2 separate regions of the Homo sapiens genome follow, and region 1 is linked to region 2. A link is an interaction called in ENCODE POLR2A ChIA-PET data of the cell type or tissue named here. Cell type or tissue: OCI-LY7. All regions are shown on one strand. Links, peaks and the distances in the headings refer to the core of each region. The heading gives the core; the rest is flanking DNA. Region 1 overlaps PCP4L1 (Purkinje cell protein 4 like 1). Region 2 overlaps ADAMTS4 (ADAM metallopeptidase with thrombospondin type 1 motif 4).

Region 1 (4,390 bases), core at 290-4,289, 86 kb before region 2:
TAAAACCACAATGAGATATCACCACATACCTATTAAAAATTTTCTGTTTAGTGGCAATACAATGTAGAGGCAAAGATACAGAGCAACTGGAACTCTCATACGTTGTTGGTGGGAATGCAAGATGGTATAGCTACTTTGGCAATTTCTTAAGCATACATTTACCATACCAACCAGCAATCCTATTGCTAGTTATTTATCCAAGAGAAATTAAAACTTATATTCACACATACATTTGTAAATTAATATTTATAGCAGCTCTACTTGTAATTGCCAAAAACTGGAAACAACCTGAATTAATGACTGGTGAGGCCCACTTTCCATATGTAGATGGCCATCTTTTTGCTATATCCTCACATGGTAGAAGGGGAGAGGGATCTCTTTGGGGTCTCTTTTTTTTTTTTTTTAGACGGAGTCTCCCTCTATCAATCACCAGGCTGGAGTGCAGTGGCACGATTTCAGCTCACTGCGACCTCCACCTCCTGGGTTCAAGCAATTCTCCTGCCTCAGCTACCCCAGTAGCTGGGACTACAAGCACATGCCACCATGCCCAGCTAATTTTGTTTGTATTTTTAGTAGAGATGGCGTTTCACCATGTTGGCCAGGATGGTCTCAATCTCTTGACCTTGTGATCCTCCCGCCTAAGCCTCCCAAAGTACTGGGATTACAGGCATGAGCCACTGCGCCTAGCCTGGGGTCTCTCTTTTTTTTTTTGAGCCTGGGGTCTCTTTTATAAGGGTACTAATCCCATTTATGAGGGCTCTGCCCTCATGACCTAATCACTTCCCAAAGCCCTCACTTCCTAGTATCATCATCTTGGGGGTTAGGATTTCAATATATGGATTTTGGGGGTACACAAACATTCAGACCATTGCACACCCTAACACAGTTGGCTCTGACATGAGCAATTGTAACAACCCAAGTGGTTACTGATGCTCTTAGGATAAAAGATGAAATTCTTTTTAATTTTATTATTATATATTTTTTGAGACAGAGTCTCTCTCCGTTGCCCAGGCTGGAGTACAGTGGCATGATCTCAGCTCACTGCAGCCTCTGACTCCTGAGTTCAAGCAATTCTCCTGCCTCAGCCTCCCGAGTAGCCGGGATTACAGGCATGCACCACCATGCCCAGCTAATTTTTGTATTTTTAGTAGAGACCGGGTTTCACCATGTTGGCCAGGCTGGTCTTGAACTTCTGACCTCAGGTGATCCAGCTTCCTCAGCCTCCCAAAATGCTAGGATTACAGGCGTGAGCCACCACGCCCAGTCCTTATTTTTTTTTTTTGAGACAAGGTCTTATTCTGTTGCCCAGGCTGGAATGCAATGGTACAATCTCAGCTCACTGCAGCCTTGGCCTCCTGGGCTCAAGCAATCCTCACACCTCAGCTTCCTGAGTAGCTGGGACCACAGCCACACACCACTACACCCGGCTAATATTTGTATTTTTTGTAGAGATGGGTTTTTGCCATGTTGCCCAGGCTGGTCTCAAACTCCTGGACTCAGGCAGTACTCCTGCCTCGGCCTCCCAAAGTGCTGGGATTATAGGTGTGAGCTACCACACTCAGCCCAAAATCCTTAATACGGCCTAAAAGGCTCTACATTGTTCAGCCTCTGATTACCTCAATAACCTCATCTCTGGAACATACTATGTTCCTTCCCACCTCAGGACCTTGGCATATGGTTCTCTTATCCCTGCCTCCTTTTTGTATCATTAATTCCTATTGATCCTTTTTGATCCTTTACATATGATTTACACTAATAATTTTTTAAATAAATGAAGGGAGCTCTCTGTTTTATTTGCAACCTCATCTAAACTTCTGAAATCAAATTTGTTTTCAGAAGTTGAAGGCCTCCATTCTGTAGCCAGTTCAGAGGTTGTGGAAAAGGGATTCAGAAGCCAAGTCATTGCTTTCCTTCACTTTAACATATGTGCCTGAAAAAGAGCTGAGAATGAAGGAAAGACCTTCTCATGAAGTATATTTCATATTACCTGTACTACAGGTACAGGTAATGTCTTACCCCCCCTTCCCCACCCTCAGCACCCTGATAGATTTTATTTCCTTTGAAGCACAGTCCATGTTTTCCATTTGTTTATGTCTAGGCTACAATAACTACAACCCATGTCTTGTAATAGTAGGTACTTAATGGATATTTATGTGAATTAAAATTTGCTTAGGCCTTACCATTACATAGAGGATGAGGATAAAAGAAAAAAAATAAAATAAAATTCTGTTAGGCTTCAAATTCCTGGGAGCAGCAATGTGGCACACTAGTCAGACAGATCTGGATTCATACCCTGGATCTGCATTGACTATCTGTTCAAATCTCAGCTCTGTCATTCCTAGCTGTGTGACATTGGGTAAATTACTTAGCTTTGCTGTGCTCAGATCGCTCATCTGCAGAAGAGAGATAATATCTATCTTGAAAGGTAAAAAGGCAGGGCATGGTGGCTCACGCCTGTAATCCCAGGGCTTTGGGAGCCCAAGGCGGGTGGATCATTTGAGGTTAGGAGTTCGAGACCAGCCTGACCAACATGGTGAAACCCCACCTCTACTAAAAATACAAAATTAGCCAGGCATGGTGGTGCATGCCTGTAATCCCAGCTATCTGGGAGGCTGAAGCAGGAGAATCACTTGAACCTGGGAGGTAGAGGTTGCAGTGAGCTGAGATCGTGCCATTGCACTCCTGGGCAACAAGAGCGAGACTCCATCTCAAAAAAAAAAAAAAAAAAAGGTAAAAGGAACCAGAGAAAAATGTATGTAAAATACATAGCACATATTACAATAAATAGTTATTATTCCAAAGTAATATAACCTGGGGTTGAATATAAGAATAGGTTTAGGTCAAGATGCTGAGGTATTTATTGCAGGGTTAAAATACTAGAATCAGAGAGTGGAGTTGCCACAGAGTAGTTTTTCTCTAAGTGGAACTGAAAGAGGAAGAGAATACCTGGGATTGCTCGAAGGGCCCTGGAGGCTTATTCTGCTACCGTAGGAGTTTCATAAATACTTTTTTTTTTCCCCTTCTAAACAAGCCCTAGAAATCACAATCTCCCTGTCTTCCCAATGTCTGTCCCCAAAAGTGCTGAGAATGGCTCTAAACCTCTGGGAACCCTGAGACATCTCTTTTTTTAAGTTATACACCACAGGGAAAAGGAGATTAGTACTCAGGAGTCAACAAACTATACTCCTTGATTGAGTCCTTTCGTCCACTTTTGTGTCATGAAAATGATTGTGTAAGTCTATTCCTTGCCTCACCAGATAGTATTGTCGGCCAGGTGCGGTGGCTCACGCCTGTTATTCCAACAATTTGGGAGGCCAAGGCAGGGGGATCACCTGAGGTCAGGAGTTTGAGACCAGCCTGGCCAACATGGTGAAACCCTGTCTCTACTAAAAATACAAAAATTAGCCGGGCATGGTGGTGGGCACCTGTAATCCCAGCTACTCAGGAGGCTGAGGTGGGAAAATTGCTTAAACCTGGGAGGCAGAGGTCACGGTGAGCCAACATCGCACCACTGCACTCCACTCCAGCCTAGGCAACAGAGCCAGACTCTGTCTAAAAAAACAAAAACAAAACATAGTATTGTGGTAGCAAGCACCTAGACATTCAAAACGGTAGCAACTTTGGTGCTGTTTTCCTGCTGCCACTACTGGGGAACAGATCCCCTATAACTCTAGGCCCAATCTTCCCCGCTCCCTTCTTGGGCTGTGTTTCCTCCTTCCTTTGTGGCTTTCATCTTTAATAGCGTTGCCACAGCAACCACTGTCACCAGAAAAGGGAAGATAGTGTTGCCCCTTCTGCTCCAAGCAGTGAGTTAGAACCTTGGAAAAGATAAACTATCCAGATTTCCCCATATTCCTCAGCCCACTGGGCTCTTTAAAGAGAGATCACAGGCTGTCAACAGCAGCAACAGACAGGAACAAGGATCACCTCATCATACCTAGACTACCTATACCTGTATTTGCATGACATAGCTTGGGTGCTGTGTAAATAAAAACACATTATAAACACATTTTGGTACTTACTGCCAGAATACTTAGTTTGGATGAATACACACAGGAACTCAGAATCCTGTCCTACAGTCCAAGGCAGAGAAACCTAAAAAGGGACTGAATCCTAAAAATCCTAAATTCTAGCCTTTAAAAATCCCTTTCCTTGCCTTTGTATTGACATAAATCCTAGGCTTCCTAAGCTCCCTGCTTGTTCTAGAGGTGCAGGAAGTGAAGGGGGACAGGAGAGTTAGTGGATCTGCTTCCAAGTGGCGACAAAGAGGCTTTGCACCCTCCCACTCCACCCTGGGACCCTTTTATCCCTTCTGACATATTCTCCTCCAATGTTAAATGAAAGTAACTGCTAAAAAACCTTATAGAGGCCTCTGGGATCCTCTAGTGCC
Region 2 (4,390 bases), core at 273-4,272:
CTCACAGTCTTGGCACAACAAACAGGCACCATACACCCACACCAACAGTGACACATTGACATAACACACATCCAACTTCACAGAGACACACTAGCACATTCTCTCTTTTTTTTAAAATTTATTTTATTATTATTATACTTTAAGTTTTAGGGTACATGTGCACAATGTGCAGGTTAGTTACATATGTATACATGTGCCATGCTGGTGTGCTGCACCCATTAACTCATCATTTAGCATTAGGTATATCTCCTAATGCTATCCCTCCCCCCTCCCCCCCTGCCTTTCTTTTTCTTCTTTTTTTTCTTAAGACAGATTCTCATTCTGTCACCCAGGCTAGAGTGCAATGGCGTGATCTCGGCTCACTGCAACCTCCACCTCCCAGGTTCAAGTGATTCTCCTGCCTCAGCCTGCCAAGTAGCTGGGATTACAGGTATGCACCACCATGCCCAGCTAATTTTTTGTATTTTTAGTATAGAGACGGGGTTTTCCATGTTGCCCAGGCTGGTCTTGAACTCCCGGGCTCAAGTGATCTGCCTGCCTCGGCCTCCCAAAGTGCTGGGATTACAGGTGTGAGCCAGGGTGCCTGGCCAACACATTCTGTTGATAATATAGATGCAAATAAGTAGTAGGGAGCGGAAAATGTAAGAATTTTCACCTGAAAATGGATCTGAAGAGTAAAAGATATTAATTGACCTAATCGTGCATTGAGAATTGACTGTTTATCCCATTTATTTGTTCAATAAATAAGCCAATGGGTTGTAAACATTGTAAACATTCCACAGCATGTGGAAAGGACATGGATTTTTGGAGTCAAATTGAATCTAAGCCTTGCTACTTACTTACCTGTAATGATGCAACCTTAATTACTTGATCTCTGTAAACCTCAGTTTCCTTACCTACAAAACGTTTGTACTATTACCTGCCTTATAGAGAGGTCCAGACTTAAGAATATGATGATGTAAATGTTTGGCACTGTGTCTGGCTTTTAGTAAGTGGTCAATAAAGGCCAGTTCTCCTTTCCTTATATCTCTTCCTTTGTCTGCTCCCTGACTTCTAACCCCTGCATTCACGTGAGAAAACAGTTATATCAAGGAACTGTCTAGGTCAGATCTAAGGGCCATTTTGTAAATTTGTGCAAAAAGTTCTGGCTTACATTGAAGGGATGATAAAAGGAAAGACATGGTCCTAATCCTCAGAGTTCACAATCTGGTGGCTGAGACAGTCAAGTAGGACAAAAATTTCAGACTTCTGTGATAGGTGCCATGATCAAGGAGGGGCACCTAGCACAGAATATGAGGCCACAGAAGTGTTTCTGGAGGAGGTGCCTGTCTCTCCTTCTAGAAGTGAGCAGTAAGGCTGGGCACAGTGACCCATACCTGTAGTCCCAGCACTTTGGGAGGCCAAGGTGGGAGGATCACTTGAGGCCAGAAGTTCAAGACCAGCCTGGGGGACATGATGAAACCTGGTCTCTACAAAAAATACAAAAAAAGGCAGGGTGCAGTGGCTCATGCCTGTAATCCCAGCACTTTGGGAGGCCAAGGCAGGTGGATCATGAGGTCAGAGTTCAAGATCAGCCTGGTTTGAGAATCTGGTCTCTGGTTCGAGACCAGACCAGGAGTTCGAGACCAGCCTAGTAGATAGAAGATGAAACCCCATAGCTACTAAAAATACAAAATTTAGCCAGCACGGTGGTGGGCACCTGTAATCCCAGCTACTTGGGAGGCTGAGGCAGAAGAATTGCTTGAACCTGGGAGACAAAGGTGGCAGTGAGCCAAGATCATGCCACTGCACTCTAGCCTGGGCATCAGAGCAAGACTCCATCTCAAAAAAAAAAAAAAAAAAAAAAAAAAAAAAAAAATTAGCCAGGTGTGCTTGTGCACGCCTGTAGTCCTAGCTACTCAGGGAATGGGGTGGGGGCTGAGGTGGGAGGATCACTTAAACTCAGGAGGTGGAGGCTGCAGTGAGCTGTGATTGTGCCACTGCACTCCAGCCTGGGTGACAGAATGAGAACTTGTTTCCAAAAAAAAAAAAGAAAGCTGTAAGACTGCAGGGAACCCATGGATGGTGGGAGGGTGTCAGGGGGGCATGATTTCTGTTTGCTAGGTCAGGTTCAGGTTCTTCTATGTTATACAAAACCAAAGTGAGGTAAAGAGGTAAAGAGAACAGACCAGAAAACCAGAAACTGGAGGATAATATGGTAAGAGAAAGAGCTGAGTGGGAGAGAGATCTGGAACAACAGTGTAGGCTGAGGGGAGTTGGAAGGGATAGTTTTGGGAAGAAATAACATCCAAGTAGAAAATGTTGAATGGAAGAGGGAGAGGAATATTTTTTTTTTTTGCAACAGAGTCTCCCTCTGTTTTCCAGGCTGGAGTGCAGTGGCGCCATCTCCACCTCCCAGGTTTAAGCAATTCTCTTGTCTCAGCCTCCCGAGTAGCTGGAATTACAAGCGTGTGCTGCCACACCCGGCTAATTTTTGTATTTTTAGTAGAGACAGGGTTTCACCATGTTGGTCAGGCTGGTCTCGAACTCCTGACCTCAGGTGATCCACCTGCCTCGGCCTCCCAAAGCGCTGGGATTACAGGCATGAGTCTCTGCGCTCGGCCGAGACAGAGGATTTTAAAGACATTGGGCTGTCCATTAAAATGTGCTCCTAATCCACTGCCCCTTTCCCCTGTCTCTGATATTTCCTTGAGAAATTAAGTAGAGATTTAAATTAGTTTTTGATTACTAAACTGGGTTTCTTCTATTGTGTTATGTGCCATGACTGGGCCAGTGTGGGCCCCAGGATTTATTCAGAATATTGAAAGACAGGATGTTGTGGTGGAAACCAGCATGTTAAAATTTAAGTTTTCAGAAACATAACAGTTCTAGGTGATGACTAAGTCCAGGGTGTGGCCAGGGTGAGACAGAGCAGAAGGGAAGGTTCTTGAAAACAGGGAGCTTACAAATTAATGTAAAGGAATGGCCAGAAGATAGTAGATAGGCCTTTGTGGTGGCTCACAGGAGGCTCACTTGAGGCCAGGAATTCAAGACCAGCCTGGGCAACAGAGTGAGACTCCGTCTCCACAAAAAACTAAATTAGCTAGGTACACACCTGTAGTCCTAGCTACTTGAGAGGTTGAGGCAGGAGGATCACCTTAACCCAGGAGTTCAAGGCTGCAGTGGGCTATAATCATGCCATTGCACTCCAGCCTGGGTGACAGAGTGAGTCTCTGACTCTAAAAAAGAAGATGGTTAGATACAGAAGGAGACAGAAAGTGAAGGCTGGGCGCGGTGGCTCAAGCCTGTAATCCCACCACTTTGGGAGGCCGAGGTGGGCAGATCACCTGAGGTTAGCAGTTTGAGACCACCCTGACCAACATGGAGAAACCCCGTCTCTACTAAAAATACAAAATTAGCCGGGCGTGGTAGCACATGCCTGTAATCCCAGCTACTTGGGAGGCTGAGGCAGGAGAGTTACTTGAACCCAGGAGGCGGAGGTTGCGGTGAGCTGCAGATCATGCTGTTGCACTCCAGCCTGGGCAACAAGAGAGAAACTCCATCCCAAAAAAAAAAAAGAAAGTGAGGGTCAGTCCTGTAAGACAGAACGCGATGGAGGAACAGAGGCTCAAAGGAAGGGTCCTCTGGGAGAACCACATTTTCTCTCTTTCTCTCTTTCTTTCTTCTTTGAGACAGAATCTGGCTCTATCACTCAGGCTGGAGTAGTGCAGTGGTGCAATCAGCTCACTGCAGCCTTGAACTCCTGGGTTCAAGTGATCCTCCCACCTCAGCCCTGTGAGTAGCTGGAACTACAGCTGTGAGCCACCATGCCCAGCTAATTTTTGTATTTTTCTTGGAAGGGAATTTTGCCATATTGCCCAGGCTGATCTTAAACTCCTGAACTCAACTGATCCACCTAACTGGGCCTCCCAAAGTGTTGGGATTACAGGCGTGAGCCATGATGCCAGGCCAAGAACCACATTTCAATGATCTGTTTAAGTCTGTCTTTTCCACTACACAGTGATATTCTTAAAAAATCAAGGCTTTTTGAGTTATACTATATCAGAAGCTAAAAATAATAATAAAAAATAATAAAAGTAAAACAAACAAAAAATCAAGTTTGGGAGGCCATAGCGGGAGGATCACTTCAACCCAGGAGTTTGAGACCAGCCTGGGCAACATAGTGAGACTGTCTCTTCAAAAAAAAAAAATTATAATAAAAAAAATCAAGGCTTTGTCTTGGCTTCTATTTGTGCTCAAAAGTTTTCCATAGTTCTAATGATCACAAAACCCCTTAAGGCTAGAGTTCATTTTACAGATGAAATCCAGAGTGTATTGCTCAGTACACAGCCAATGGGTTTCAAAGTTGGTATTGTATTTAAACCCAGCATTATCTCATTTTGAGCCTTCA

What was found. ChIA-PET counts read pairs that join two places held together with the same protein. Peaks named below come from ENCODE experiments on the same cell type or tissue, not always from the same donor. Only the 100,000 strongest peaks of a DNase experiment are listed, where the experiment ranks them.
Region 1: POLR2A ChIA-PET joins it to region 2 with 6 read pairs; 4 of 35 experiments call an interaction of 5 or more read pairs at or near these places.

Annotation. Positions count from the first base shown.
Region 1 is chr1:161,266,891-161,271,280 of GRCh38, reverse strand. The region is part of intron 1 of PCP4L1 (Purkinje cell protein 4 like 1); the gene reads right to left. Among named protein-coding and RNA genes, the nearest start is that of PCP4L1, 10 kb to the right of the region's middle. In OCI-LY7, for the core only: no CTCF peak of the experiment used is centred there; no DNase peak of the experiment used is centred there.
Region 2 is chr1:161,180,936-161,185,325 of GRCh38, reverse strand. It overlaps ADAMTS4 (ADAM metallopeptidase with thrombospondin type 1 motif 4), which reads left to right. Exons shown (of 9, transcript NM_005099.6): 9 at 1-1,024. Among named protein-coding and RNA genes, the nearest start is that of B4GALT3, 5.6 kb to the right of the region's middle. RefSeq lists enhancers at 378-577, 2,902-2,961. In OCI-LY7, for the core only: no CTCF peak of the experiment used is centred there; no DNase peak of the experiment used is centred there; H3K4me3 peaks cover 582 bases; H3K27ac peaks cover 1,236 bases.